Regions from separate parts of the Homo sapiens genome. Here region 2 is linked to region 1. Evidence: read pairs that join two places in POLR2A ChIA-PET (ENCODE). Cell type or tissue: GM12878. All regions are shown on one strand. Each heading gives the region's core, and the rest is flanking DNA. Links, peaks and the distances in the headings are about the cores only. Region 1 has its middle 35 kb from the start of NID1. Region 2 overlaps EDARADD (EDAR associated via death domain).

Evidence for each region. Peaks named below come from ENCODE experiments on the same cell type or tissue, not always from the same donor. Only the 100,000 strongest peaks of a DNase experiment are listed, where the experiment ranks them.
Region 2: POLR2A ChIA-PET joins it to region 1 with 7 read pairs; 4 of 35 experiments call an interaction of 5 or more read pairs at or near these places.

The regions. Positions count from the first base shown.
Region 1 is chr1:236,091,697-236,107,794 of GRCh38, forward strand. No RefSeq gene overlaps it. Among named protein-coding and RNA genes, the nearest start is that of NID1, 35 kb to the left of the region's middle. RefSeq lists enhancers at 4,908-6,107, 5,054-5,557, 5,533-5,827, 5,558-6,060. In GM12878, for the core only: no CTCF peak of the experiment used is centred there; a DNase peak (open chromatin) is centred at 5,669; H3K27ac peaks cover 485 bases.
Region 2 is chr1:236,403,572-236,419,669 of GRCh38, forward strand. EDARADD (EDAR associated via death domain) reads left to right here. Exons shown (of 6, transcript NM_145861.4): 2 at 5,645-5,703; 3 at 10,689-10,728. Among named protein-coding and RNA genes, the nearest start is that of EDARADD, 17 kb to the left of the region's middle. In GM12878, for the core only: no CTCF peak of the experiment used is centred there; no DNase peak of the experiment used is centred there.

The DNA of each region.
Region 1 (16,098 bases), core at 4,044-8,043:
TATCTCCAGGGTGTCACTGCAGAAAGGGGAGAGAGGAAGTGAACAACAACTAGCTTCCTTTTGAAGGATATGACCCCTTCATTGCATATGTCACTTCCGCTCACATCTTGTGGCCAGAATTTAGACCTTTTGCCAAAGCTGGCTAAAAGGGAGGTGACGACTGCTCGCCTACATGTAGGATTCAGCCACACTGCCCTAGAGCCTTGACACCCACCCAAGCCAACCACTTAAAATGGGGCTGGAGGGGCCAGATTTCTTCTACTAAATGAAAGAAAGGATACTGGGGAATAGCTGGCGGTCTCTGCCACACACTCTTTTTCTTTAGTGGGATTATTTTGTATGTGCTGCTGTACATATGGGTTTCTCATCGAGCAGTGTATTGGGTGCCGTTCCCTAAGTTCCTGTACACAGATCTGGTTTATGTCATCCATCAGCTCTCTTGTATTCCAGGAAATGGAAATCTCTCTTTTTTTTTTTTTTTTTCGAGATGGAGTCTAACTCTGTCACCCAGGCTGGAGTGCAGTGGTACAATCTTGGCTCACTCAACATCCGCCTATGGGGTGCAAGCAATTCTCCAGCCTCAGCCTCTCTAGTAGCTGGGATTACAGGCATGTGCCACCACGCCCGGCTAATTTTCGTATTTTTAATAGAGACAGGGGGTTGCCATGTTGGCCAGGCTGATCTCGAACTCCTGACCTCAGATGATCCACCCGCCTCAGCCTCCCAAAGTGTTGGGATTACAGGCGTGAGCCACTGTGCCTGGCCAGGAAATGGAAATCTCTTAATTCACTTAGCCAAGTCTTACTGATGGATGGACACTGAGGTTGTCTCCAAGTTTTGCTATTACAAACAAAGCAGCAATGTACTTTTTTTTTTTTTTTGAATCAGAGTCTCATTCTGTTGCCCAGGCTGGAGCACAGTGGCATGATCTCAGCTCACTGCAACCTCCATCTCCTGGGTTCAAGTGATTCTCCTGCCTCAGCCTCCTGAGTAGCTGGGACTACAGGTGCACACCACCACACCTGGCTAATTTTTGCATTTTTGGTAGAGACAGGGTTTTACCATATTGGCTAGGCTGGTCTTGAACTCCTGACCTCAGGTGATCTGCCCACCTCGGCCTCCCAAAGTGCTGGGATTACAAGCATGAGCCACCGTGCCCAGCCAAAGCAGCAATGTACATCCTTCTACATATTTTTTGCACATTTTTTTTTGCCAGCCTTTCTATCACATAGGCTTACAGAAGCAGAAAGAGTTTGCACATTTAACATTTTGACACATATGTGAGTCTTCACATCTAGAGATCGCCCCTTTAGAGACATGATTCCCATCTGAAGACCTCGGGGGAGAGGTCACCAATCCCCACCCATCAATGACAATCTTGATTTATAGCTGACTCAGACTAACATCCTGGAAAAAAAAAAAGGAAAGGCGACAGAAACTTGACACTTGTTGAGAGCTAGGTATTATTATCCTTATAAGTGTGGAAATACAGACATGGAACAGTTACATGATCTGTCCAGTTCACAGAGCTGATAAGGCTTTCCTTTTCGTTCTTTTTTTTTTTTTTTTTGAGACGAAGTCTTGTTCTGTTGCCCATTCTGGAGTGCAATGGTGCCAACTCGGGTCATTGCAACCTCCGCCTCCTGGATTCAAGCGATTCTCCTGCCTCAGCCTCCCGAGTAGCTGGGACTACAGGCTGAGCCACCATGCCCAGCTAATTTTTTGTATTTTTAGTAGAGACGGGGTTTCACCATTTTGACCAGGCTGGTCTCAAACTCTTGACCTCAGATGATCCACCCGCCTTGGCCTCCCAAAGTGCTGGGATTACAGGCATGAGCCACCATGCCCAGCCTTCATTCTTTTCTTAAATCAGCTTTATGGAGGTACAATTTACATACAATAAAATTTGCCAAACTTTAGTATGTAATTTGCTACATTTTAACAAATGTGGACAGCTTTGTAGCCAGCACTAGAATCATGATATGAAACATTTTCATCACCCCTAAAAGATCCCTCATTTACAGCCAATCCCTTTTTTCCATCCCAGCCCTGCCAGCCGCGGATCCACTTTCTGTGGCTATCATTTTGTTTCTAGAATTTCATATGAATGGAGTCTTACAGTATGTGATCTTCTGTGTCTGACAGATTCACCCATGTTGTTACGTGTATGTGTACTTCATTCTTGTTTTTATTTGCTGATGAGCATTTTATGACTTGTTTCATTCACAAGTTGATGGACATTTGGGTTATTTCCAGTTTTTACCTATCACAAATAAAGCTGCTATGAATGTTCCTGTACAAGTTTATGTGAATACATGTTTTCATTTCTCTTGGGTAAACATTTAGGTGTAGGATGGCTGGGCTATATAGGTGGTGTATATTGAAATATATGAGAAATTGCCAAACTGTTTTCCAAAGTGAGTATATCATTGTGCATTCCCAACAGCTATCTATGGGAGTTCCAGTGGCTCCACATCCTTGCCAACATGATCAGTCTTTTTCATTTTCGCCATTTTAGTGGATATGTAGACATATTTCATTGTGATTTCAAATTGCATTTTCTTTTTCTTTTTTCTCTCTTTTTTTTTTTTTTTTTTTTTTTGAGACAGGGTCTTTTTCTGTCTCCCAGTCTAGAGTGCAGTGGTGTGATCACAGCTCACTGATGCCTAAGCCTCCTGGGCTCAAGCTATCCTCCCACCTCAGCGTACCATGCAGTTGGGACTACAGATGTGTGCACACCACCATGCCCAGCTAATTTCTTTGATTTTTGTTTGTTTGTTTGTTTTAGTAGAGACAAGGTCTCATTATGTTGCCCAGGCTAGTCTTGAACTCCTGGACTCAAGCTTTCCTCCCACCTTGGTCTCTCAAAGTGCTAGGATTACAGGCATGAGCCACTGCATGCAACCTGATTTTCTTTTTCCTTTCTTTCTTTTTTCTTTTTTTGAGACGAAGTCTCGCTGTGTGTCACCCAGGCTGGAGTGCAGTGGCACTATCTTGGCTCACTGCAACCTCCGCCTCCCGGGTTCAAACAATTCTCTTGTCTCATCCTGCCAAGTAGCTGGGATTACAGGTGCGTACCACCATGCCCAGCTAATTTTTGGCAGAGACGGGGTTTCTCCATTTTGGCCAGGCTGATCTCGAACTCCTGACCTCAGGTGATCTGCCTGCCTCAGCTTCCCAAAGTGCTGGGATTATAGGTGTGAGCCACCATGCCCGGCCATGATTTGTATTTTCTTAATGATGAATGATGTTGATTTCCTTAGCCATTTGTATATTTTCTTTGGTGAAATGTCTATTCAAATATTTCACCTCCTCCCCAACACTTAAAGTGTTTTAAATTTTTTAAAATTAGTTTGTTTGGCTTCTTATTACCGAGTTGTAATAGTTCTTCATGTATTCAGAGTGCAACTCCTTTAACAGATACATATTTTGCAAATATTTTCTCCCATTCTATGGCTTGCTTTTTTCTTTTCTTAACAGTGTACTTTTATTTTGAAACAAGGTCTCACCCTGTTGCCCAGGCAGGCTGGAGTGCAGTGGCATGATCATAGCTCACAGCAGCCTCAAATTCCTGGGCTCAAGCCATCCTCCCACCTCAGCCTCCCAAGGAGCTAGAACTACAGGCACATGCTATCTTGCCCAGCTATTTTTTTTCTGTAGAGATTGGGGTCTTGCTATACTGCCCAGGCTGGCTCGAACTCCTGGGCTCAAATGATCCTCCTGCCTCAGCCTCCCAAAGTGCTGGAATTACAGGCATGAGCCACTGTGCCCAGCCAACAGTGTACTTTGAAGAGCAAAAGTTTTAAATTTTGATGATGACCCATTTATTGATTGCTTTTTATGAATTGTGCTTTTAGAGTCATTTGTATTAACTACATTTTCTTATTTTTGATATTGTTGATGCTCTGACATCTGAGACCTTGCTGAGCCAAGAGGGGCTGCCCCTCCCAGGCGGGGTAAGCTAATTCCCAGAGATAGCAAAGGACATGCCTGCAAGCATGCCTTCCATATGCAAACCAATCAATCCAGAGCTCACACCCCCAGCCACTTCCCTTAGTGGGTTCCCACACTCTGGGCCACTATCTACCTGCCCTAGTCACCCCAGAACCTGGTACCAGACAACTAGGGACAGTCCCTGTGACCCAGAGCCACCAAATTGTTCAAACTGCCCAATACTAACCCTGACTAGCCTGCTTATATTGCATCATCTATTTCTTCCCATGAAAACCATGATAAAGGCTCCTGCCCCCAGGTCCCATCACCCCAGCCTGCTGTCTTACCTGAGTACTTCTCCCTGTGGCCCTGCATGGAGTGCCATGCCTCCTGTCTCTAGGGACTGAGTATAACAAAAACCTTTTCCTTTATACCAATTATTTTCATATCTGCATGTCTTACCATACCCAATTAAAACAAATCTCAAATACAATTAAAACTCACTTCTGAGAAATCTTTGCCTAACCCAACCTCGCAAAGATTTTCTACATGTTTTCTTCTAGAACAGAGGTCACCAAGCTACGGCCTGTGGGCCAGTGGCTTGTTTTTCTAAATAAGGTTTTACTGGATTATGGCCATACTCTTCATTTTTGTAATGTTTATGGCTGCTTTTGTGCTATGACAGAGTTAAGTAGTCATGACAGAGACCACATGGCCCATAAGCCTAAACATCTGCTACCTCGCCCTTTAAGAAAAAGTAAGATGACCTCTGTTTTAAAAATATTATAGTTTTAGTTCTTACATTTAGGTCTGAGACCCTTTCTGAGTTAAACATTTTTATGATGTGAAGTAAAAGTTAAGGATATTTTTGTGTATGAACATCCACTTCATCCACAAAGCAGCAATGTTTCTTTTTCAAAAAAGACCATCTTTCCATGTTGAATTATGTTGGTCGTCATCAAAAATTAATTGACCATGTAGCTGTTTCTCAACTTTTTATTCTGTTCCATTGATCTTCGTGTCTATTCTTCTACCAATACCACCCTGTCACGTCTATTGTATCTTTCTAGTAAATCTTAAAATTGGGTAACATAAGCTCTCCATTTCCAGTTTCTGGAAAAATTTGTGTAGAATTTGTTGTAAATAAATTTTTGGTGCTGCAAAAGAAATAGCACTCAAACATAAGTTTAATTTTCTCAGCAAGGCAATTTTACTTCTCTAGAAGGGTGCGACTCGCAGATGGAGCAATGGCCAGAGCACACCTGAACAAGGGAGGGGAAGGGGTTCTGATTCCTGACACAGGTAGCCCCTACTGATGCGTCGTTCCCGTATTGGCTAGGGTTGGACTGCACAGTCTAAGCTAATTCCGATTGGCTACTTTAAAGAGAGCAGGGGTATGAGCCAGAGTGGCGGGGTGAGTAGTTTGGTGGGAAGGGTGGTTACAGAACAGGTGACTCAGGATGATTCAGGTCAGAGCAGGTGACCAGGGGTGACTCAGAATGGAGCAGGTGGCCAGGGGTGACTCAGAATGGAGCAGGCGGCCAGGGGTGACTCAGAATGGAGCAGGCGGCCAGGGGTGACTCAGAATGGAGCAGGCGGCCAGGGGTGACTCAGAATGGAGCAGGCGGCCAGGGGTGACTCAGAATGGAGCAGGTGGCCAGGGGTGACTCAGAATGGAGCAGGTGGCCAGGGGTGACTCAGAATGGAGCAGGCGACCAGGGGTGACTCAGAATGGAGCAGGTGACCAGGGGTGACTCAGAATGGAGCAGGTGACCAGGGGAATAGACGTTAACTACTGATTAGAACTGTTGGAAAAGGTTGTTTAGTGAAACTAGGGCTGAGGAGAACGAGGAAGTTCAACTTTAAAATGGAGAACAAAGAACTGAACATACTGACATACTGATTCTTTGAAGAGAAATTTAGAACTCACTGTATTCAACAAATTATTATTTTTGCTTTTAAGTGTCTGTGGAATTCACCGGTGATCCACCTGCCTCAGCCTCCCAAAGTGCTGGGATTACAGGCGTGAGCCATTGTGCCCGGCCAAGAACAGCCTTCCATTTCTACCTTGCCTGTAGCCTCCCAAACCAAAATACGGGTCTCAACACCTGGTCCTTGATCTCCTTGACTCCCGTTGGACCCAAGAAGTATGGCTTCTCTCCCCTTTCCTCTGGTGGATGGCCCTGGACACAACCCACCTCACACTAACAGAGACAGAGGGGTGGTCCAAGGGAAGTGAGTGAGAAGTTACCTGCAGAAGAGGGAACTTTTGAGAGAAGGAACCAGGTAGCTGTGAGGCCCTTGAAAACAGAAGGCTGTCAAGGCAGATTTGAAGGGAGAATATATGTGAATTAGCAAGTGCAGGAGATAGAGAGAGCACTAACTATTAGAAAGAAATGAAAATAGGGCCAGGCGCGGTGGCTCACACTTGTAATCCCAGCACTTTGGGAGGCTGAGGCAAGTGTATCACTTGAGGTCAGGAGTTCGAGTCCAGCCTGGCCAACATGGCGAAACCTCCCCACCATGTCTACTAAAAATACAAAAATTAGCTGGGTGTGATGGTGTGCACATGTAATCCCAACTACTTGGGAGGCTGAGGCAGGAGAATCTCTTGAACCTGGGAGGCGGAGGCTGCAGTGAGTCAAGATTGTGCCACTGCACTCCAGCCTGGGCGAAAGAATGAGACTCCATCAGAAAGGAAGAAAGGAAGGGAAGGGGAAAAGAAGGGAAGGGAAGGGAAGGGAAGGGAAGGGAAGGAAGGAAAGGAAGGGAAGGAAGGAAGGGAAAGGAAGAAAGGAAGGGAAGGGAAAAGAAGGGAAGGGAAGGAAGGAAAGGAAGGGAAGGAAGGAAGGGAAGGGAAGGAAGGAAGGAAGGAAAGGAAGGGAAGGAAGGAAAGGAAGGGAAGGAGGGAAGGGAAGGAAGGAAGGAAGAAAGGAAGGAGAAACTAGGAATAGGGAGAGGATAAAGAAATTTTAGTTTTTGAAAAAGCTGTGTTAAGCTAATCAAGTCACATGAGATCATGCAGAGATGTGGCTACCATAGTATCTAAAGAAAAGGACTCTGAGGCAGGCAGCCTGCCTGGGTTCAAATCCTGCCTCCCCCACTTATTCACTGTGCAATCTTGGGCAAGTTACCTAACCTCTGCCTCAGTTTCCTCATTTGTGATGGTTGTTGTAAGGATCAAGTTATTGCACGTAAAGTACTTAAAACAACTCCTGGCCCATTAAGCACAAGAGACCTGTGTTTTGTTCTTGTACTATCTTCCTCTTCATCATTATGTACCTATAAATTAACTAACCTGGATGTTACTGGCATTTCAAGATTTCCTTGCACAGTGCTAAAAGTCACTGTTCAAATTGTGCTCACAATCTGTGCACTCTTATCAGAATATGGGCAAGAAGTTGGACAGAGTTGCCCTACTAGAGAAAGTGGGTATATAGAGAGCATCTTTTACATATTTGCATTGGGGCTGTCTTTCATCACAATGGGAGCAGAATTTGACAGGCAGTAGGGTGGATGAGGTGCAGCTCCACACTAACCAGCTGAGCCATGTGAGCAAATATTGAGCACATCAACCCCATTCATCATCAGGCTTTTTTTTTTTTTTTTTTTTGAGACAGAGTCTCACTCTATTGTCCAGGCTGGAGTGCAGTGGCACTATCTCAGCTCACTGCAGCTTCTACTTCCTGCTTTCAAGTGATTCTCGTGCCTCAGCCTCTCAAGTAGCTGGGAATACAGGTGCACACCACCATGCCCGGCTAATGTTTTTGTATTTTCAGTAGAGACAGGGTTTCATCATGTTGGACAGGCTGGTCTTGAACTCCTGACCTCTGGTGATCCACCCGCCTTGGCCTCCTAAAGTGCTGGGATTACAGGCATGAGCCACCGAGCCCAGCCATCAGGCTCCCTCTAACACGTGTTTACATTTAATCATTCGATTTGCATAAATCTAGCTTCTTGCCTGCCCTAGACATGTGTGGCTTTGTTGCAAAGCTAGACATGCTTTAAAATTAATTTGAAATGCATGTAACTTTTGCTATCCCAAAGATGGTAATATAGCTGCATAGCATTCCTAGAGACCTCCAACACTTCCTTCCTTCCCGAACAGAGCATTTAACTCTCTTCTCAAACTACCGACTGTCTGGGGCGGTGTGCCATGATGCCCCGGGGGAAGCTCCGTGGATCTGGAAGGCAACTCGGGACATCTGGTCTGGCCAGCCCACCCACGTAATGCATTCAGCAGACCTGCCCCCTACACAGAGGGCTGAGCCTCTGAGCTCCCACAGGCTCTACCTTATAAGCAAAGACTGAAGAGTCTTTGTTCATAAGGAAGAGAGAAGAAAGAAAAGAAGCAATTAAACAGAATTGCAGGAGCTCCTAGAGTCTGTCAGTTTCTTCAGAGCCACGCCAGGGTCTCACCTATCTTTGTAGGCTGCTCAGTAGAAGTGAGGCACCCAGTGGGTGCTGGCTGAGGTCTCCTCTCCCTCGGCAGGGTCCCTTCTGATGGCCTCCCTCCTCCATCTGCAACAATCCCCCGCACCCCTGTGGGCTTCCTTCTTCCCACCACCTCTGCATGCTGGGCCCTCTGGGTTCTGTCTTCTTCCTATTGGAAGCTCCCTTTCCAAATGACCTCCTGTCCTCTGCTGGCCCAGACCTCCCCTTATGTGCTGTGAATCCCCCATCTCCAACTCCAGCCCAGTCTCTCTTCTCAACATGCAGTGGCCGCTTCCATCCATGTCCCCCAGGCATCCTAAATTCAGCACTTCCAAAACTGGAATTCACAGGTTTCCCAAATGCACTTGCACGCCTGGGTTCCTCATCCAGCCCAAGACACCACCTTTCCCCGACTCGCTCTGTCTAAAACCCGAGTCTTCTTCGACTTCCTTCCCTCTTTCCCTCGTGCCTAACGATAGTAATAGTATTGCTCATATGCATTGAGTACATCCAGTGTGCTAGACAGCATACGAATCCCCAGCAGTTTCCTTTGATACACCTACTACATGAGGCAGGTACTATTATCAACAGCATTTTATGGATGAGGAAGTGGGGTGCAGAGAGCTGGCTCGAGGGGGCAGAGCTGGTGGAGAGCTGGACTGAGACTGGGATCTGTTTGATTCCAGAGCTTGAGCCTTTTGCACCACTCTGCTCCATCTTTGACCGCCACACACCCTAAAAACAAAACAAAACCCAAAACACTCCACCACTGAACAATTTTGGTGACCACCGTCCCACCTCTGGGAGGGCTGGGAGTCCCCAGAAAACACAGAAGTAGCTCCCAGGCCCGTAATTCACCCCAACATTTTTGGTTCTAGAAACCTGGCAAAGCAGCCACATTGGCCCAAGCCAGCGACACCGCGCGGCCCCGCGCTTCCCACAGCCCTGGGCCCGGCAAGGCTGAAATCAAGTCTAGAAGATGGCAAGGTGGGAAGGAACGCTCCTCTTTCATCTTGCTTCAGAGAAAACCTTCGCCAGTCTCAGCATCATCAGTACACACGTGGCCTGCTCTTCAGCGGATCTCACCAGTAACACCTTCTGGCATTTGGGCTAGAGACCGGGCCCCTGAGGCCGCCCTGGGAAGCCTGAGGTGTGGAGGGGGATTCAGGATGTGCCTCTGTTCCTGTATGTGCAAGTGTGAGTATGAGTGTGTGTGTGAATGTGGAGGTGGGTGAGTGCATGAATGTGTGTGTGTGAATTTGAGTGTCATGTGGGTGTCTCTGTATGCATGTGTGTGTGTACATGGTGTCTTTGTATGCATGTGTGTGTGTGGGTGTTGTGTGTATGTGTACGTGTGTGCATGTGTATGTAAATGTAATTCTGTGGGTGTGTGTGAGTATATGTGTCAGAGTGTCATGTGGGTACATGGGAGTGTTGTGTGGGTGTGAGTGTGTGAGTGCTATGTGAGTGTGTGGTGTGTGTGTTTGTGTGTTATGTAGGTGTGTTTGTGGGTGTTGTATGTGTGAAGGTGGCCGTGTATGTGGGTGAGTGTTATGTGGGGGTGAGTATGTGTACGCGTGGGTGAGTGTGGGTGAGTGTTGTGTTATGTGGGTGTGAGTGTGCATGAGTGTGTGAGTGCTATGTGTGTGGTGTGAGTGTGTTTGTGTGAGAGTGTTATGTGGGTGTCTGTGGGTGTTGCGTGTGTGAATGTGGATGTGCATGTGGGTGAGTGTTACGTGGGTGTGTGTGTGGTGTGAGTGTATGTGTGAGTGTTATGTGGGTGTTTGTGGGTGTTGTGTGCGTGAATGTGGATGTGCATGTGGGTGAGTGTTATGTGGGTGTATGTGTATGCGTGGGTGAGTGTGGTGAGTGTTGTGTCAGTGTGAGTGTCCATGAGTGTGTGGTGTGTGTGAGTGCTATGTGAGTGTGTGTGTGGGGTCTGAGTGTGTGTGAGAGTGTTATGTGGGTGTTGTGTGTGTGAATGTGGCTGTGCATGTGTGTTATGTGGGTGTATGTGTATGCGTGGGTGAGTGTGGGGAGTGTGAGTGTGCATGAGTGTGCATGAGTGTGTGGGCACAGAATTTATCTGATCCCAAACCATTTTCACACCTACTCTCCCATTCGGAGGCCCATTAAAGGCCCCCCAAGCACTCCCCTGTCCCTCCCGCCTGTGGAAGGGCCGCTCCTGCTCTGAGGTCTTCTAGCACAGCCCATCTTGCACAGTGGCCATTTCCTGCTTGCATGGTAGTTATTTGTACCATTGTCTCTGCTCCTTCTAACTGGACGTCTCCTGAGGACAACACAGCGTCCGGTCTGTCGTTGTCTTCCCGAAGCCACCAGCACACAGTAGGTGCTCAACAAATAGCTGGTGAAGGCTGGGCACGGTGGCTCACACCTGTAATCCCAGCACTTTGGGAGGCCAAGATACGAGGATTCCTTAAGCCCAGGAGTTCGAGACCAGCCTGGTCAACATAGCGAAGCCCCGTCTCTGTTTAAAATGTATATAACTGGTGAACTCGTATCAACCCACCCCCCAGCTCAGTGTTCTCCACAGAGTCCTTGGGGGTGTTTTCTCTCCCCTACATTTCTGCTTTCAGCCCCAGAAACACCTGCCCCGGCAGCCTGGGGTGGGTGGGTGGGACAGCAGCTCCCTGCAGGCTTTGGTGAGGGTGGCCCCACCCGGAACTCCACATGAGGTCAACCTCCCTGGTCTGCAAGTCATCACAGAGAGGCTGAGAACCTGGCTGAGGCACTGGAGGGGCCGTGCGCGGTGACGGGACGCGCTCAGCCTTCTAGGGGCCTCAGTTTCCCCTCTTGGCACTAGGAGCAGCACCTTCCCACCCACTTCACAGGCCGTTGCAAGATGATAGCGGCGGCAGCTTTTGAAAAGCTCTGAATGATATCAGACAACAAATCACAGCACTGAAAAAACAGGTCTAGTGCTTTCGGTGTGAGAAAAGGTTATTTTTCAGTGTGCTGAAATACTGTACGGCAATTAAGTTGCTGAAGATGGATTTGAATGAACTAAAACTTAAACGTGGCAGAGAGAAAGCAGCCTGAGGCATGGCTGACTCTGCTCTTTGGTGTGGAAATGAAGCCCAGCGGCCTGGGGCTTGGCCTTTGTAGATCAGCCTCCGAAGGTGAAGCTGGAATGAGGGAAGGCATCTGCCCCCAACACCAGGTGTCTGAGGCTCTGGCCCCACCCCACAAAAGGGAGACACTCTCCAGCAAAGCTGCCGCTAAGCAGGGGCTCGGCGGTGACTGCAGCTGGTGCATCTTTTCTTGTTTCCGTTTTGCTGTGGTCACTTGATTTTAGAAGTTGCTGGAGGTACCTGTCCACCCCCTCCTCAGACAAGGGGCTGGGTTGGTTTGCAGGTAGAATCACTTTCCCTTTTCTCTGGACTTGATTTTCAGGCCAGTGGACTTGCGCAGCCTTTGTTTTGGCTGTTGTCCCTTCTCTAGTCCTTGCTATGTTGCTGAATATTAGCACAGTATTTGTAAGGGAGGGTGGGTTGGAGTAGAATGAAAATTCAACCATTTTTGCCTGACAGCAGATTTGATAGAAGTTTTAGTAGAGGAGAAGTTAGAATTTAACTCATGATTCATTAAATATATGTTTTCTATATTTCTTCTTATAAGAGATTTTCGACATCAATCATGTATCAAAGAACAGAATATACATACAATTTCCATTTTGTCAGTTTTATCCAATTCATCCACATCATGCAGAAACAGAAGTTTCCAGTAGATGGCGCCAAAGTCTGTCTTTTCTCCGCCTCCCTGCGCGCTCTTCGTTGTTTCAAGATCCGCACATCAACCAACCCTCCAGAAAATGACATTTCTTTATCAGCGCAGACCAGCACGAGGTGCTCTCCACAGCAGAAAATCCCAGTAAGATGTCTGGCAAGAAAAATAGCCCCAAGAGTTGTAGCCCTGGGCAGTAAAACCAGAAGCCAGGAATCCTGGTTTCCAAACAGTTGATGGGTTTTGTGCCAGTTCAGTTTTGAAGCAACGGCCCTGCGGTACTGAGGGTCAGAGCCGTCTCCCATCTGCTCCCTCTCTTCCTCCCACTGGCCCCCATGGAAGCAGCTGCCCAAGCTTCTTGAGAAGGTGAGTGCCGGAACTCCAGGACAGGAAGAAGACTCTAAGCTTGGTCTTAAAAGACCACAAAGCGGCCTGGCGCGGTGGCTCACGCCTGTAATTCCAACACTTTGGGAGGCCGAGGCGGGCTGATCACGAGGTCAGGAGATCGAGATCGTCCTGGCTAACACGGTGAAACCTCGTCTCTACTAAAAATACAAAAAATTAGCCGGGCGTGGTTGCAGGCGCCTGTAGTCCCAGCTACTCGGGAGGCTGAGGCAGGAGAATGGCCTGAACCCGGGAGGTGGAGCTTGCAGTGAGCTTGCTGGATCACTCCAGCCTGGGCGACAGAGCGAGCCTCCATCTCAAAAACAAACAAACAAAAAACACCACAAAGCATGAGATCCAACAGCCTGGGCAACATGGCGAGGCCTTGTCTCTAGAACAAAATTTTAAATTAAAAAAATTAGCCAGACATAGTGGTGTGCTTGAGCCGTAGAGGTCAAAGCTGCAGTGAGCTGTGATTATGCCACTGCATTCCAGCCTGGGCAATAGAGTAAGACCCTGTCTCAACAAACAAACAAACAAAAAGCCAAACAAACAAAACCCCACGAGATCCTAAGGTTCCCATGGCCTTTCTTCTTGCACTGGGCCCATGACTCTGCCTCAGGCTGTGACCGGGACATGAATGGAGAGGAAGGAAAGGGAAATGGTAAAGGGGGCAGGATTGTCTCCAAGTACTTCCCCAGGTCCAGGGGAAGAGGGCTGGCAGGTGAGGAAACCAGAGAATGGGAAACCCAGGCTGAACCCTGATGTTGAGCCCGAACGCTGATGCACTGCCGTCTGTGTGCATAGCACAGTGAAAACTGCAAAGAGATGTGGTTCCTGGCCTCCAGGAATTAACGATCAGGTGGAAAGAAAGTTCATTCCACCCAGGGATGCGTTGGAGCCAGCTAGCACCTTTGAGCTGATTGTGCACGTCTCTACACAATGACACCATGACGTTGTGTCAGTAGTTTCAAATCCGCCATGTGGCAGTATTCACACCAGAGAAATCAGCGAACTCCACAAATCAGGGCTCCCTCCACTCCCCCAGAGCTGAACTTTAAACATTTACCTGCATGCTGGTGACTCTGCCTCACTATAGCACAAACTGCTTAAATAAAGGTGGGGCGGGACATTTGGTCACAGTCGGGAAGCAGTTGAAAGTGTCATGGGTTTGAGTCTAAGGTCAAGCTCTTCCGCTGATTGACTATCTGACCCTGATTATCTCCACCTCAGCCTCTGCCTCTCTTTAATGAGACTGATGCTATCTACCCTAGTTAGTTACAGAGTGGCTGGGAGGCTTAAATGAGATCGGTCTGTGTGGATACTATGTAAATTATAATGGATTTTATCAAGGTAATAGATGCAGCTTTAAAACATTCATAAAATTATGAGAATGAGGCCTACCAAATCCCAGTTTCATAAGGATACATATGATAATGCATATTTGTTTGATTTCCCATTTATTTAATAACACTTATTGACACTACCCATATGCTAGACGCTGCTAGTTGGGCAGTCTTAAGAGAAGATGTAAAAACACTTTGTAGATTACAAAGCTTTTTTTTTTTTTTTTTTTTTTTTTGAGATGGAGTCTCACTCTGTCGCCCAGGCTGGAATGCAGAGGCGTGATCTTGGCTCACTGCAACCTCTGTCTCCAGGGTTCAAGTGATTCTCCTGCCTCAGCCTCCCAAGTAGCTGGGACTACAGGCATGCATCACCACACCCAGCTAATTTTTGTAGTTTTAGTAGAGATGGGGTTTCGCCGTGTTGGCCAGGCTGGTCTCCAACTCCTGACCTCAAATGATCCGCCTGCCTGGGCCTCGCAAAGTGCTGGGATTACAGGTGTGAGCCACTGCACCCGGCTGATTACAAAGTTGTTTTTTTTTTTTGGTTTTTTTTTTTTGAGATGGAGTCTTGCTCTGTCACCCAGGCTGGGTGGAGTGCACTGGCGCAATCTCGGCTCACTGCAAGCTCCGCCTCCTGGGTTCATGCCATTCTCCTGCGTCAGCCTCCCGAGTAGCTAGCTGGGACTACGGGCGCCCACCACCACGCCCGGCTAATTTTTTTTGCATTTTTAGTAGAGACGGGGTTTCACCGTGGTCTCGATCTCCTGACCTCGTGACCCGCCCGCCTCGGCCTCCCATACAAAGCTTTTATACAAGTCTTTTGTAAAGTAGAAGGCATCATGCAAGGAAAAATGTTGTTTTTCTCAGCTTTCTTCATCTTTTCCAATCTGGACACACATTTTCACTGCAACTAATATTATACCGATACTTTCATTAGACTAAAATACCTGGCAGCGGTCACAGACAATGGTGTGGAAAGGAAACCAAGACAAGAAAACATCCTTGCAATATTTGGCTGAGGCAGGAGAATGGCGTGAACCCGGGGGGCGGAGCCTGCAGTGACCCGAGATGGCGCTACTGCACTCCAGCCTGGGCGACAGAGCGAGACTCCATCTCAAAAAAAAAAAAAAAGGCCATAATAAAATTTATACAAAATTATTTCTATGTATGCCTATATGAATAGGGAAGAATATACATAAAGATATTCACAGTGGCTATCTCTAGGTGGTAAGATTATTTTAATTAGCCTTTCTTGCTCATATGTAATTTTTATTTTCTCTACAAAAATTGGCTACGAAATTTTGGAGATAAAAACTGAGAAGTAAAAGATCTTCATGCAGCTATTTATTTTGTAGAATTACAAATATGGATATGAAAGGAGCCTTACAGGTCATCTGGTTTCATAAGATGGGGAAACTGAGGCTGAGGGAGATGGGAAGGAAATAACTGAGGACTTTGAGTTTTCTCTGAATTTGCATTCTCTTTTTTCTCTCCAAATGTGTGTGCGGAGCTTTTGATAATTAATCTAAACCTGTATACTCTACAATGAGATTCTCATCTTTCATTATCTTTCTGACTTTTTGATGTATCTGCTTCCTCTGGTATGGTCATTTGTCTTTGCCTTGTTTCTAATTTTTTTTTTTTTTTTTAACATTCAACTGACTGCTTGGTTTCTCTTTTCTTTGAAAGACTCTTGATGTAAATAAGCCCTTTATCCCTATCTGGCCTCTTTAATTATATCTTCTCACGTTTGCTTTCTGCTCTCTACCGACTAATTTCTCAGAAATTTGCAAGGGTGAATCACAATGCCTCCAAGCCATGATTCCCAGAATCAGAAAATTGCTTTTTAAATTTGAGGTAGACTGAAACGTTTTTCATCCACGTATAGTATATGATCGAATACACCAGCCTTTGCTTTCTGGACCTCAGCGTTTACATCTGCCAGGTGGATGTTTTCCCAGCTTGCATGATGACTGCTTCTTGTTGAAAGCATCTTGGAAAATCTGAAGCCCTTTCCACCTCAACAGCACAGGCTGGGCTGGTGTGCTGGGCTCATCCCTGTAATTCCAGCTGTTTGGGGGACAAAGGCAGGAGGATTACTTGAGTCCAGGAGTTCAAGACCAGACTGGGCAACACAGTGAGACCCTATCTGTGTTAAAAATAAATTAGTCGGGCATGGTGGTACATGGCTGTAATTTCAGCTACTTATGAGGCGGAAAGATTGCTTGAGCCCAGAAGTTCGAAGCTGCAGTGAGCT
Region 2 (16,098 bases), core at 5,174-9,173, 310 kb after region 1:
CCACCACGCCCAGCCTAGAGCTTTGAAAGTTTAATTGTGAACTTTCAGCTTGGAGGTGCTCTTTGACCCATGTGGATACTACTACTCACCACTCACGGACTTTTAAAGCAGGAAGGGGATGCAGAGGTGCTCTGTTCACCTCCTGAGATTTAAGTTGGGGATTTAGGACCCACAGAAAGAAAATGAGGGTGCAGCCCGCCCTGCCTGCTCTCACCCGCAGCCTCTGTGAGCCAGGCCAGGTGCCCTCGCCAGCCCTGATGCATCAGTTCACCAGGTTTCTCTCATGCCTTTTGAGGAACTTTCCAGAATATGCTTGAGGGAGTTACACCTCATTCTCACTGCCGGCAGAGATATCCCCAGCAGTCAGTTACCAGCTAATTTGAGGTGATCTGAGCCTTGTGCAGAGTCACCGACCTGGGGGAGCCCAGGCAGCTTTGGCAGAAAAGCACAGCCTGGCATAAGATGGCAGCCATGAGCAGAGGACAGATCCCGCACCGGCCCTGGCGAAACCACTGGCCTTGTCTCCGATGGGCTCACGTGGCCCCGCTTCTCCTCTGCTCCTCTGCCCGTCCTATTAGATATCAGAGCCTTGCCTGAAGGCTCAGCCTGCTGTTAGGCGGGGGCTGGGAAAAACAAACATTTTAAAGCTTCTAGATAAACGATTTGATTTTACACTTAATAGTATCGTAAACATGCAACTCCAAGTTCCTAAGAAAGACCTTAGGGCAGCTTTCCACTTCTGAATCAGTCTCAAATAACCAGGATCTGCTCTCCTCCAAATAACTTCCCTGGTACACACTCACATCTGGACCTGTGAGAACAAAAGGAGTCTGCCAGGATCTAAAATAAAGGCCAGGGAGAAGGTGCAGTTTCAGATACAGTGCATGGGCGCCACCGTGGGCCTGGGTCAATGAGTGTATTTGGCAGTAACATGTATGTAAGAACTTAATCCACAGCTTGATATAAGGCAAAGGCTGATAAAGTCAGAACCGCAATCAGAAAAATCATAAAAGACCTGACTAGCCTGGGCAATATAGCGAGACCCCGTCTCTACAAAAAACAGAAACAAAATCCCCCATACATTAGCTGGGCATGGTGACGCATGTCTGTGGTCCCAGCTACTTGGGAGGCTGAGGTGGGAGGATCGCTTGTGCTTGGGAGGTTGAGGCTGCAGTAAGCGGTGATCACATCGCGGCACTCCAGCCTGGGTGACACTGTGAGACGCCGTCTCAAAAAAAATGTCTGGCGCGGTGGCTCACACCTGTAATCCCAGCACTTTGGGAGGCTGAGGTGGGTGGATCATCTGAAGTCAGGAGTTTGAGACCATCCTGGTCCAACATGGGGAAACCCCATCTCTACTAAAAATGCAAAAACAAATCGGGCATAGTGGTGGGCACCTGTAATCCCAGCTACTCAGGATGCTGAGGCAGGAGAAACGCTTGAACTCAGGAGGCGGAGATTGGAGTGAGCCGAGATCACGCCACTGCACTCCAGCCTGGGCGACAGAGTGAGACTCCATCTCAAAAAAAAATTAAGTAATTAATTTTTAAAAAAAGACCTGAAAATGCCTCTAACACCTGTTCTAAAAGTAGTGCCTTTCCCAGTTCCCCTCTCACTTCATTGTTGTGCTTCAGAAAACAAAAAAACCTAAATTCTCTGTGTCTTTCTCATCTTAAGTTCCATTTATTCTGAGATGTCAGACCGAAGCAAGAGACTTTGTGCCTATAAACCTGTGATGTCTTCTGTCTCTATCTTGTTGGCCTCATAACCCTCCAACACAAGCCCTGGGATCTCACAGAACTCGGTCAGAGTCTGAGGAGTGTTGATTGAAATTCACCCACCCAGGTGGTTCCCAAATCCAGAATAATGGTAGTAAGCTGAGTGTGGGATCCGGAGACCTGGAACTCCTCATGGTGCAGAGGAAGAGCCCGAGGCTTAGAAAGCTTACGTGACTTCTCCAAGGTCACACCTCTAGGCTTGTCCAAGGCCACAGCTCTAGACTTGTTTAAGGCCAGACTGCTAGCTCTTAGTGATGTGCCACTGAGGACCGGTCCTTCCTTGCTTTTAACTGTCCTGTGTGTGTCCTCAATGATGCTTTTTTTGTGGCTCTGCCTTTCCCAGCGATCTACTGCATTTTCCTCTCCTTCCTTTCTTTTTCTTTCTTTCTTTCTTTCTTTCTTTCTTTCTTTCTTTCTTTCTTTCTTTCTTTCTTTCTTTCTTTTCTTTTTCTTTCTTTCTTTCCTTCCTTCCTTTCCTTCCTTCCTTCCTTCCTTCCTTCCTTCCTTCCTTCCTTCCTTCCTTCCTTCTTTCTTTCTTTCTTTCTTTCTTTCTTTCTTTCTTTCTTTCTTTCTTTCTCTTTCCTTTTTTTTTTCTGCTCATTCTAATTTTCCTGTAGGAAGCAGGATTAACTTGTCCTGGACGCAGCGGGCATTGTTTGCAGAGGATGGTGTCAGAGCATTTAAAGCCCCCAGCCTCACCCCACCCCTGGCTCCACACTCCAAACCCATTTACCTGAAATTTCACTGTGTTGATGCTATTAACAAGCCACACTCCTGGCAGGATGGCATTTTTAAGCCGTATCCTCCAGGTACCCTGTAGTGAAGATGAAATATGTGAGACTAGGCTGTGATAGGAGGAGGGAGAAGGGACTTCGGGCTATTTTGTGGTGGCTTCTACCACCCCCTCCCCAGCTAGGAACCAGCGTGTGAGAAGGATGGGAAGGAAAAACTGGAAAACCGAATGCACGTGTGTCCGGCTGTAAGGACTCATCTGAAGCATCGTCATATGTCACTTAACAACAGGGATACACTGTGAGACATGCATCACTACATGGTTTCGTAGTTGGTGAGCGTCATAGAGTTCACTTACACAAACCTAGATGGTGTAACCTACAACACTCCTGGGCTGTTTGGTACAGCCCATTGCTCCAGGACTACACACCTGCCCAGCATGGGACCACCCTGAATACAGCAGGCGGCTGTAACACAGTGCTATTTGTGTGTCTAAACATATCTCAACATGGAAAAGGTATGGTGAGAAGATGGTGGTCTAATCTTTATGGGACCACCATCATATACATGATCTGTCCTGTGACTGTACGTTAATGTGTCATGTTCTCTCTCTTCTCTGTGGCTGTGCTATTCCCTCTGCCTAGAATGCTTTTCCCTCGCTACCATGTCAACTCATCCTTCCAGACTCAGCCCTCAGGCCCTCTGCAGGCTCTTCTCCCACCCCTCCTCTCTCCGGGAGCTCCCCAGGCTGCGAGTGCTGGGTCTGGGTGTCCCCTGGTTGTCCTGCACTGCCACTGCCTTAGCACTAAGGGCTCTGTATCATTACTTGTTGCTTGGGCAGTAAGAGTTCTGCCATCTCAGGGAGGCATTAGCAACACAATTTGTTTTTCATTTTCTTTCTATCCATTTAAATCCAAATCTGAGTGTGTATTGCACTGGACTGGCAGGAAATTCCACTTCAGTCAGAACTGGGGCTCTGTCCCTTAGGGCCACACAGGAATCTGAGGGGTTCATGTGGTGCTGGGAAAAACTAGGAAAGGACCTCAAATTTGTAGTGCATCAGGGAGGCATTGCTGTCTTATGGTCCTGGCCTGAGAAGTCCCTTGAGACCCAGCAGCCCTCTGTTTCTGTGCTGGACACAGGGCACAGGTCTCTTTGCTGGTGCTGGGCCGCGGTCCCCGGGGGTTAGGCTGCTCTGTGCTGTCTCTGATGCAGTCTTGCCACCTTCATGCTCTGCAGATGTCTGTATCCTGCTCCATGGGAGGCAATGGCAAAGGCTCTCTCCATTCGTCCCCATTTCTCTTCAGTGACTGGAGGCTGCATAAAACAAAGAGATGTTGCCTTCTCGAAACTTCTTTGGGCATTATCAACACCTGCAGGGCAAAGAAACTGTGGAAAGTTCAGACACATTCTCAGCTGGGAAACACCTAGGAAGAACACACACAAATTATTATCTTGACAAATTGTCCTGCTGTGCTTATTTGGATCCCCAAAGGCATTCCCAGGACCTAATTCCTAGTCTGCAATATGTACTTAATGAGGATTTGGATCAAAAGTGAATGCTGACTCTTGGCGGACCCACGACTGCCACTTAGGGTACTGCAGGTCGTTCACTGCACAAATCTGGAGGATCCCACGCAAAAAGATTTGATTATTTACTGAGACAGCTCTCTGGCAGATGTCTTATAAAGCATTTTGGAGATGGGAAACTTTTCTAATTTGTACTAATTAGGTCCTGACTGAGGTCTGTGCCTTTTTCCGTATTTCCCCTTTAAATTCCTTCAATGCATCAAGTGATAAAGTATCAGAAACAAAATATTGAGAAATCAAGATTATTTTTGATAAAAAACTATGGTTTTTTCTTTATTAGTCCACATAAACAACATTCAGAAGATTAAGAAAAATGAGTTGCAGCAAAATAGGAAATCAGGAAAGAAGTAGATTCAGAATGGAGTCATTCCTGCCGAAGGTAGTGTCAAATTCAGTAGGCAAGAGAGTCATTAATGTGATGCCTGCATAGTTTGTGGTTGTTTGTAACTCTGGGTATTTGAAGATATTTATAGGTAACCTGTTCCAAAATATGGTGGGGTTTTTTATGTAGTTACTTTTTATATTTTTAATTAATTAATTTATTTTTTTGAGATGGAGTTTTGCTCTGTCACCCAGGCTGGAGGGCAGTGGTGTGATCTCAGCTCACTGCAACCTCCACCTCCCAGGTTCAAGCTATTCTTCTGCCTCAGCCTCCTGAGTAGCTGGGACTACAGGTGTGCACCACTATGCGAGGCTAATTTTTGTATTTTTAGTAGAGATGGGGTTTCCCTATGTTGGACCAGGCTGATCTTGAACTCCTGACCTCAGGTGATCTGCCCGGCTTGGCCTCCCAAAGTGCTGGGATTACAGGCGTGAGCCACTGCGTCTGGCCTATAGTTTCTTTTTATTAATCTATTTCTTGATGCAATCTGAATCTGTTCCTCTTTATTTTGTCTCAACTAATAATTGGAAGTAAGACTTTCAGGCCAGGTGCGGTGTCTCATGCCTGTAATCCCAGTGCTTTGGGAGGCTGAGGTGGGAGGATCGCTTGAGGCCGGAAGCTCAAGGTTGTAGTGAGCTATGATTGTGCCACTGAGTGTACTCCAGCCTGGGCTACAGAGCAAACCCTATTTCTTTTTTCTTTCTTTCTTTCTTTTTTTGAGATGGAGTCTCACTCTGTCTCCCAGGCTGGAGTGCAGTGGCACTGTGTTGGCTCACTGCAACCTCCGACTCCTGGGCTCAAGCGATTCTCCTCCCTCAGCCTCCTGGGTAGCTGGGATTACAGGCGCCCACCTAATTTTTATTTTTATTTTATTTTATTTTTTAGTAGAGACAGGGTTTTACCATGTTGACCAGGCTGGTCTCGAACTCCTGACCTCAAGTGATCCACCCGCCTTGGCCTTCCAAAGTGCTGGGATTACAGCATGAGCTACCTCACCCAGCCAATCCTATTTCTTAAAAAAAAAAAAAAAAAAAGGAGTAAGGTTTTCTTCAGCCTAAGTAAAATTACTTGCCTCTGTATAGAGACAGTTATCAAAGGACTCATTTGTGGTTTTAAATTAAAGCAAACCCGCTCTATTTGTTTGTTTTTGTTCTTTTTACAGATCATATGGTAAAGGAACCAGTGGAAGACACAGACCCTAGCACTTTATCCTTTAATATGGTAGGTGACAAATTTTACACTAATGGTGATAATTATTGTTTTGCTTTTTTTCTTTGTTATTTCTTTACGTTTTTATTACTCAGTATTTACATGTGCATCAGAAACCCCAAAGTAAGATTTTTCTAAGATAACTGCTTTATCTTGGTATTCTACGTGATAATAATAAACTTTGGGTTTCTCCAGGCTAAAAATGGCGTTAGATTCTTTTCTTCTTTTGCTCATGTTGGAGGTGATATTACATTATGTGAGGGCTTTACCCACTTCCCTGGTTTTTTTTTATTTCATTTTTCATTTTTATTTTTTTTTAGACGGAGTCTTGCTCTCTCACCCAGGCTGGAGTGCAGTGGCGCGATCTCAGCTCACTGCAATCTCTGCCTCCCAGGTTCAAGCGATTCTCCTGCCTCAGCCTCCCAAGTAGCTGGGACCACAGGCATGTGCCACCATGCCTGGCTAATTTTTTTTTTTTTTTGGTAGAGTGGGGGTTTCACCATGTTGGCCAGGCTGGTCTTGAACTCCTAACCTCAGGTGATCTGCCACCCTCGGCCTCCCAAAGTGCTGGGATTACAGATGTGAGCCACCGTACCTGGCCTACTTGCCTGTTTTTAATACTACTGGTCTGGTAATGGAGCAGCCTGGGATGCCAGATGGACACACGCTATTGGATTTACCTCAGTTACAGCGTTTAGTTCTAGCAGCTGCCTTCTGAGCCACATCCTCTCCCCACCCTCCCGTAACCATTCTGAGGCTATTGCTTTAAGGGTATCCAAAGATTTCACATATATTGGTTTTTTAAAATTCATTTTATGGTTTTATTATTATTATCATTTTAATTTCAGATTCCATGGGTACGTATGCAGCTTTGTTACGTGGATGCATAGCATAATGGTTAGGTTTGGGCTTCTCATAAATCCATCACCCACATAGTGAACGCTGTACCTAATAGGTAATTTTTCAACCCTGAGCCCTCCTCCCACCCTCCCCCCTTTTGGAGTCCCTAGTGTCTGTTATTTCCATCTTTATGTCCATGGGTACCCATTCTTTAGCTCCCACTTATAAGTGAGAACATGCAGTATTTGATTTTCTGTTTCTGAGTTATTTCACTTGGGATGATGGCTTCCAGCTGCATCCATGTGGCTGCAAAGGAGAGAATTGTGTTCTTTTTTATGGCTGCCATCATTATTTTTCAACCTCCCAAGATCCTCCCAACCATCCCTTGAGATGGTGGGGCACGTACCCCCATCCTACAGATGCAGAAAGGACAGTTAATGGAAGTGTGCCGCCACCTAGACCGGAGCCCTGTGCTCCTGCCCAGCACTGCTTCTTGCTGAGGGCCAAAGCGGTGCTCTCTGTCAGGCAGCGTGTGTGATGGGCATATTGTGTAGGACACATTCCTTCTGTTCCAGATCCTCAGAGGATGGGATCTACCAACTCATGAAAAGTTTTGGTTAACTGATTTAGTTACAGCGACACAGAATACACTTCATGTAATTCAACTAAATGTCTTTAAATCTTAGGTGTCTTGCGGACCTGAGGTGTTTGTTTTCCTGTCCTTTAATTACCCCTGGCTTGGTAAATTGTAGACAGCGTAGGGGGTCAAGCTTTGATACCCACTGGAAATTCCTATGAAAAATTCTCAGTCTCTTCACTCTGATCAAAATGGAACGAAGAACAACCCTGTGGCCATGGCTTATATGTCTCTGGAGTAGCTTGTTACTAAAGCCTTTGGTTTCTATAAAGTGTTATTCAGTTTGCCTTCTTTCCCTTCCCACTGCCCCCACCTGTGACTCTCCAGTTCTCCCTGGTATCCTGCTTACTTCCTGATACCAGGTTTTCTTTCCCTCCCTTGGAGCTATGTCCTTATGCTCACCTTGGGGCTCAGCTACCTCTAATTACTTCTCCATGCTGGGGACAAAGTGATCTTTCCAAAGTGTCCCTCTTACTAGTTTCTTAGGGCTGTCGCAACAGAATACCACAGACTGGGCAGCTTTCACAATAGAAATGTATTTGCTCCTGGTTCTGGAGGCTGGAAGCTTGAAATCAAGGTGTCCTCAGGGCCATTCTCCCTCTGAGACCCATAGGGAAGAATCTTTCCTTGTCTCTTCTAGCTTGTAGTGGTTGCCAGCCATCGTGGAAACTCCTCAGCTTATAGAGGCATCACTCCGTTCTCTCACTCGTTAGCACATGACCATCTTCTCCCAGGGTGTTTGTGTCTCGTCTCTTCTTCTCCTTCTCCCTCTCCTTCTTCTTTCTTCTTCTTCTTCCTCTTCTTCTTCTTTTTTTTTTTTGAGATGGGGTTTCACTCTTGTCGCCCAGCTGGAGTGCAATATGCAATGGCGTGATCTCGGCTCACTGCAACCTCTGCCTCCCAGGTTCAAGTGATTCTCCTGCCTCAGCCTCCCAAGTAGCTGGGATTACAGGTGCCCACCAACGGGCCTGGCTAATTTTTTTGTATTTTTAGTAGAGACGGGGTTTCACCATGTTAGTCAGGCTGGTCTCGCACTCCTGATCTCAGGTGATCCGCCTGCCTTGGCCTCCCAAAGTGCTGGGATTACAGGCGTGAGCCACCATGCCTGGCCCTCGTCTCTTCTTTTAAAGATACCAATCATATTGGGTCAAGGGCCTACCCTCCTCATAACTTAACTAATTACCTCTACAACTACCCTATTTCCAAATAAAGTCATATTCTGAGGAACTGGGGGTTAGGACTTCAACACATCTGGTTTGGGAGACAGAATTCAACCCACAGTATTCCCGCTGGGTACAGGATTTAGTATATACCCCTTGACATGGGAGATGAGGTCCTCCATGGCCTTACCTCAGCATCCACTGCTCACCTGCTGACCCAGCCCTGTGTAGCTGTGTGGTGCTTCTTAATACGCCATGCCCTCTCACCCTCCCAGGGTAGCAATAATGCTGTTCCCTCTGGCAAGGAAAATCTCCCTGCATCTTTACCTAATGAACTCCTGTGCTTCTTCCCATCTCACTTCAAGTATTCCCCTGATCTACAAAGCCTTACTTGCCTTGGGACTTTCAGGTGCTCCCTTCTCCGTAGCCCAATCCCTATTTGCCATCTCAGAGAATTGTCATTGCCTGCTTGTCTGACTTCTTGCAAGACTGTGTTGACCATCTTCCCTCATGCAAAGTCAGTGCAAGGCAGGTAGCAAGTTTCCCGAGAACCTAGAAGGGCATCCCACCTAAATCCCTTTGCTTATCTTTCTTGGTCTTTCTTAGAAACTGGGTCCGTCATTTCTCATCTAATCCCGCCTTCCTCTGTCCACCTCCAACAGACTCTCTGTTTCAGTTCTATACCCTCCGCTCTTCCAGCCACCTGATCCCTTCTCCTGCCATGCCTGCCACCAGCAACTACTTTGCTGCTTCTTCTGAGTTCATCCAATTCTCAGCCATTCTCTAGGGCTAGCTCCAGCATCGTCTTTCTAGGAGCCCTGAACTTGCTCTGGCTTCTGTGTTCTTCCATGCAGACTTTCAGTGGATGTTTACTTAAAACTATGTTACAATCTGGGAATGCACAGATTGTAATTCCATCTCTGGGAAAACTCAGTCTATCTGAGGAAATAGACAAGTACTGTTTATTTTTATTTATTTATTTATTTTGAGACCAACTCTTGCTCCGTTGCTCAGGCTGGAGTGCGATGGCACGATCTCAGGTCACTGCAACCTCCGCCTCCTGGGGCAATTCTCGTAACTCAGCCTCCTGAGCAGCTGGGATTACAGGCACGGGCCACCATGCCCAGCTAATTTTTGTATTTTTAGTAGAGATGGGGTTTCACCATGTTGGCGAGGCTGGTCTTGAACTTCTGATCTCAGGTGATCTGCCTGCCTCAGCCTCCCAAAGTGCTGGGATTACAGGCGTGAGCCACCGCACCCAGCCTCTTTTTGAAACAGAGTGATAAATGTTCTAGTACAGGTTTGTGTTCCTCGGTCTTGGGAGTAGAATGATGAGAACTAATTTGATCTGGGGTAGAACTGTAGGACTATTCTGTGTGATTAATTTTTATTTACTAATTTATTTTTGTTGGGAGAGGTTGGAGGCTTCTAGAAGTTTTAAAACTTTACTGCCCAGCTCCAAAGAAACTCCCAGGAAAGGCACTTAAAACAAAACCCTCGATTCTCCATTTCTTTCTCTCTCTCCTCTCTTGGAGGAAGACATGGGTGGAGAGCTACAGGAAATTGTTCAGGTGTAATTTTGTTCAGGCTGAAGGACAGGGCTGAGTGGAGTTGGGAGCTGAGCAGGGGTTAGGGGACAGGGTTGGGAAATTAGGCTCCTTTTCATTCCTCTCATGGACGTTTTCAGAAATGGCTACATTGTTTAGTCTGAAATAAGTTTCCGGAACTTTAGATATCGGCATGTAAGTATGAATAAATGAAAAGAAATATATGTGATTGTGAGAACATTTGCTATTTTGAATTCCTGTAACAGTATTACTCTCAACTGATGCATTGAGGAACTGTGCTGAATTCTGCATAATTACTGATTTTTAGATCTTTGTGCAGTCAGTAGGGAAGGGATCTTTTGAATCATCCTGTCTCAGTCGACCCAGGCCAGAGCTCTGCAATAGTGAGTACTGCCCAGAACACATGCTTATTGACCCCAGTGACTATTGCAGAAACGGTGAGAAGAAATGCATCTGTCCTCATAATTCATGACAACAAATGCTCCTCAATTGTAAACTGCAGGAGGCTAGCACTGCAGAAAAGAGAGGAAGTGTAGTTTCGTGGTCCAAGCTGTGGAAATTTGGAAGCCTTATTCTGTTTCATGTTCCAGCATTAACCTCTTGTCAACCTTGATTTCATTCCTGTCGACTGAGAATAAACACAATCAATGGATAAGGCCAGTTGATAAGTTTGAGGTTAAACATTTTCAAGTTTTTAATTGAAGTCATAACTTTCCCAAGACAAAGCTTTCTTTTCACTTTGATCTTACATGGCATTTAAAAATAATTCTCCTCTTTTGTTGGTTTCTACAGTCAGACAAATATCCCATTCAAGATACGGAACTCCCTAAAGGTATGTACAGTTAAAATAACTACTTGAACATGTGATTATTTTAATATTGTGAACAAAGCACTAGTCGACCTAATTTTTCATTATTTAAAATTGTAAAGTAGAAACATGCCCATAGATTAGCTCGTGACTTGTGACATAATTGTCTCAGAAATTAATTTTTTTCTTTTTTAAATAGTATCTTTTAACCTTGCAATAGAAATGAATTTTCTTATTAAAAACTGTAAATTATTCCATAACAAATTATGCGTTAAATTCCTGTGGTGTTTTTAACAGGCATAAAATGAAGACAGCTGGGACTTTGGGTTGCAAAGGGAGAGAAATCTAACACTAATTTGTTTAAAAAGCGGGAACTGGCCAGGCGCGGTGGCTCGCACCTGTAATCCCTGCACTTTGGGAGGCCGAGGCAGGTGGATAGCCTGAGGTATGGTGTGGGCGTGGTGGCAGGCACCTGTAATCCCAGCTACTAAGGAGGCTGAGGCAGGAGAATCGCTTGAACCTGGGAGGCAGAGGTTGCAGTGAGCCAAGATCGCACCACTGCACTCCAGCCTGGGCAACAAACTCCATCTCAAAAAAAAGAAAAAAAAAGTGGGAACTTGCTGACTTTGGGGTCTTTGGGCCCTGCTGCATCCAAGCATCTAAGTGAGGCTGTCAGGCTGAGTCCATCTCATGGCTCTGTCTTCTTCCATGTTGGCTCCATTCTTGGGCAGGATTTCCCCCCGTGGAGGGAAAGATGATTACTAGCGCCTCTTGCTTTAGATGGCGTTCTCAAGGTGGTGGAGGAAGAGGGAGCCTTTCCACCAGCACGGATAGCACAATTTTAGAGATGATTGTGATTGTGGCAGTTCAGGTCATGTGGCCATCCTTAAATCAGCTATTGTCATCAGGAGGATGGAGGACATTGGCCAGGTCTGAGCCTTGAGATCGGGTCGGGGAGGAGGGTCATGGAGTGGATTTTGCCCAAACCACTGTTCTGTGGCTAGACAAAGGGGTGAGGGATGCTTGTTAGGCCCAAAAGCAAACTAAAAAAGCTATCTTTGATAACCCATACACTTATGCTTTAGGCATGGTGCAGACCATAGGGGTGGCTAGACCCTAGCCTTCCATAACCTCTCCTGCTGGGTGGTCAGCAGGGCTATGTTCCTTTTTTATTATTATTATTTTTTGAGACAGAGTTTCACTCTTGTTGCCCAAGCTGGAGTGCAATGGCTCAATCTTGGCTCACTGCAACCTCTGCCTCCCGGGTTCAAGCGATTCTCCTCCCTCAGCCTTCCAAGTAGCTGGGATTACAGGTGCCTGCCACCACACCCGGCTAATTTTGTATTTTTAGTAGAGGCGGGGTTTCACCATGTTGGTCAGGCTGGTCTTGAACTCCTGACCTCAGATGATCCACCTGCCTTGGCCTCCCAAAGAGCTGGGATTACAGGCATGAGCCACCCACTGCACCTGGGCCCTGTGTTCCTTTATGGAGGCCAAGTTGCAGGTTGTCACAGTGGGGCCTCTACCTTGTAGTCTGCTGACAATCCAGAGATGAGGGGTGGGATGGGGTGGAGTTGGGGACAATCAGATCTGACTAGTTTCAGAGATGGCAGGGGCACCTGGCATCCTGGTCACCATGGAGGGGTAGGCCTGCCCAGCACGCACTAACGTGAGTCTCCCCAGCAGTTCTCATGGTAGTGGATAATCGTAGAGAGATCCCCAGGGCCAACCTGTCCAGAGTTTGGCCAAAGCTCTCCTCCTCTTCTCCCCCTACTATTCCAGACCCTTCTCCCTGCTCCCTGAAATGACACCATTAGAGTGTCCTTTCTTTTCTGTCCAAAAAGGCTGTGAGTGGCCTCAGCAAGTGGCTTCAGGTCTCAGGGTCTCTGTTTCCTCCTCAGCACAGCGGGGAGGACAAGGTTACCGTCCACCTCCCAGGGTGCTGGTGAGAATTCAGTGAAATAAATCGAGAATGGTGCCTGGCACTTGTGAACACCAGACAGGGGTGCAGGGAAATCCAGCCGAAGAAGTGTGAAAAATCAAGCTTAAAATCAAGCCTTCAGTCAGAATGGCAAAGTGAAACTGTCTTAGAAAAAGACGGAGCTGTAATGGCCCTAGCATTGAATGTCGTGGTGCCATCAGGCTCAATATCTTTTTTTGTCACTCTTAAGTGTGATTTCCTGTTTTGAAAGAAAAAGATTGTTGCTTAGCAACCTGATACTACAGTAATTGTATTATCAGATTTCTCCTAGAATTTGAGTTCTACAAAAATCTTAATGAATTTATAAGTAACGTGAATGTGAAAACCATACCCTAGGTCTTCCCTTTGTCCTTATTCATGCTGAATAGTATTTTTTTCTTAGATCAAGGAACAGATTGGAGTGAACATTATTATTAAGTGCATAATTTCTTATCTCCAAATGAATACATCATTTTATATGTAAATGAACCATGTCTAGAAGTTTAAAAACTTACTCCTACATTTGCGCTCAACAATATAACAACTTGATGTCTGCTAGCATTTTTCTTTGATGTCACTAGTGGGACCAATACTATCATTAGACATTGTGGTAATTTTCTCATTAAAGTTGTTTATGGCCGGGTGCCATGGCTCACACTTGACTCCAGGAGTTCAAGACCAGCCTGGGCAACATGGCGAAACCCCATCTCTACAAAAATATATAAAAAATTAGCTGGGCGTGGTGACATGTGCCTGTAATCCCAGCTACCAGGGAAGCTGGGGTGGGAGGATCACCTGAGCCTGGGAGGTTGAGGCTGCAGTGAGGCATGAACTTCCTGGGCTACACCCCAGCCTGGGTAACAGAATGAGACCCTGTCTCAAAAATAAATAAATAAATAAATAAATAAATAAGTTGTTTTCAGGGAAAGAAAAATCCACGTGAATTAACGAAGAGACTGATTTATAGACTTAAAAGCAATTGTAATTTAATTCTATAAAGGAAAGACTAGGACGCCAACGTTTAAGTGAGTTTTAAGGAGGCCAGCTTTATTTACTAGAAGCATCATTTGTAATTAGCGTTAAGAGTTTCACAAAATCTCTTACATACTGCTAACATATTCCTACTTCATTCACAGAGAGTATAAACCTTTAACAGTGGCCAGAATAGATTGGTTTTGAATAATGTGGTTTTAATAATCAGCTGTGGAAATCTAGTGTAATTTCATTTGTCAGCATCTGTTTTTGAGGTGAAATGTGTTGATATAAATTATATCTGTTTTCTCATAGGGCATAAATGCAGAACTTCCACCTCAAGCAGCCACCCCCTGATTTTACAGTTTTTGGGGGTTCATTTGGTTTGGGGCTCTTTTCTGATGGCTGTTCTGTGAGTCTGCGGGTACTAAGAACTGGTGAGATTGAGGTTTATTTTCCATCACGTGATTCCCAGTATCTCGCAGAAGCTGCTGCTTGATTGTTCTGAAGAAAATGTGACTGTTCACATTTTCGAGAGAAAAATGTGTTTGGAAAAGGAATTTTGATTTTTGAGCCACTATTTGTAATGGAAGAAAATTACACTTAAATACACGAATCTAACAAGATTTTATCATCTTCATTTTCTCTCGTGTCCCTGCTCTTTTCTTTGATTATTCAAAAAAATGTTATAGTGTATTTAGAAGTTAAAGAGAAGTAAGGTAGACTTTTTTTTTTTCTCTTCTTTTCTTTTTTTCTTTTTTTTTGAGACGGATTCTCGCTCTGTCGCCCAGGCTGGAGTGCAGTGGTGCGATCTCGGCTCACTGCAAGCTCTGCCTCCCAAGTTCACGCCATTCTCCTGCCTCAGCCTCCCGAATAGCTGGGACTATAGGCGCCCACCACCACGCCCAGCTAATTTTTTGTATTTTTAGTAAAGACGGGGTTTCACCGTGTTAGCCAGGATGGTCTCGATCTCCTGACTTCATGATCCACCTGCCTCGGCCTCCCAAAGTGCTGGGATTACAGGCGTGAGCCACCGCGCCCGGCCTCTTTTCTTTTTTTCTGAGTCTTGCTCTGTCACCCAGGCTAGAGTGCAGTGGCATGATCTCGACTCACTGCAACCTTTGCCTCCCAGGCTCAAGCAATTCTCTCACTTCAGCCTCCTGAGTAGCTGGGACTACAGGCGACCACCACCACACCCAGCTAATTTTTGTATTTTTAGTAGAAATGGGGTTTCACCATGTTGGCCAGGCTGGTCTCGAACTCCTGACCTCAAGCGATCCATCCACCTCGGCCTCCTAAAGTGTTGGGATTACAGGCGTGAGCCACCGCACCCAGCCAAAGTAAGGTAGACTAATGCTACCCTTAAGAAGTCTGAGGAACTTGAACTTAAATATAGATGCTGTTTGGGGGTGCCTTTTAGAACAACGTGTTAATTAAATGTAGAAGTAGTTCAGTTTGAACACGTGAAGAGAAAACAAACAAGTACTAGGAAATCACTAAATAATTCAAAAGTAGAAAGGTCTGTCCTAAAACTAGGAAGCCAATATGTTGTATTTGATATGATTTCCTACCTCACGGATTGATAATGATGCCATGTGAAGAGTTGTCCCTGTTCCCACGGGAAACTCCTCATCCTCCCACCTGTGTGGTTTGCTCTGTGTTCTCATCCCGCTTGTTCAATAAATACACTCCCCGCCCCCGCTCCCCAAGCCTTGACAGAGACCCTCTTGGGAATCTTCTGTTACAGTAAACTAAAAACCAACCTGCCCTCCCCTCCCAGTCATGGCAAGAATACAATGGTAACAACTCTCCAAAACATTTTTTAATCTTTTGTGCATAAGAGGATAGAGGGGACGGAGAGGACTATGACCATGGGAGCATTTGGAAAGCCACCTGAGAAAAGTCGCTGTTAAATTCAAGTTCTTTGCCAGTGTTTCAAGAGGCCGAGGCAGGAGGACCACTTGAGACTAGGAGTTTCAGACCAGCCTGAGCAACATAGTGAGACTCCTATCGCTCCAAAAAGAAAAAAAAAGTTAATTAGCTGAGTGTAGTGGTGCACACCTGTAGTCCCAGCTACGTGGGAGGCTTAGGCTGGAGGATCGTTTGAGCCTGGGAGTTCGAGGCTGCAGTGAGCTATAGCTATAATTGCACCACTGCACTACAGCTTGGGCAACAGTGAGCCCCCATCTCAACAAAAACAAAACTAAAACAAAACAAAAAACTCAACTTCTCGTAGTGGGAAAAAAGCACTTTAAAGAAATCTGGGTTAATAATTTTGACATTGTGGGGATGACTGTGATTGAAGTCACACACCTATTACGTTGGGCTGTGACGAATGACACTTCAGTGTGCATCAGAATGTGGGGATGCTTGTCAACAACGCAGACTTCTGGGCCCCTGGAGATTCCAACTAAGGCGGTCTGGGGGAGAGCTCAGCACTCTGACTGACAGGCAGGAGAGCT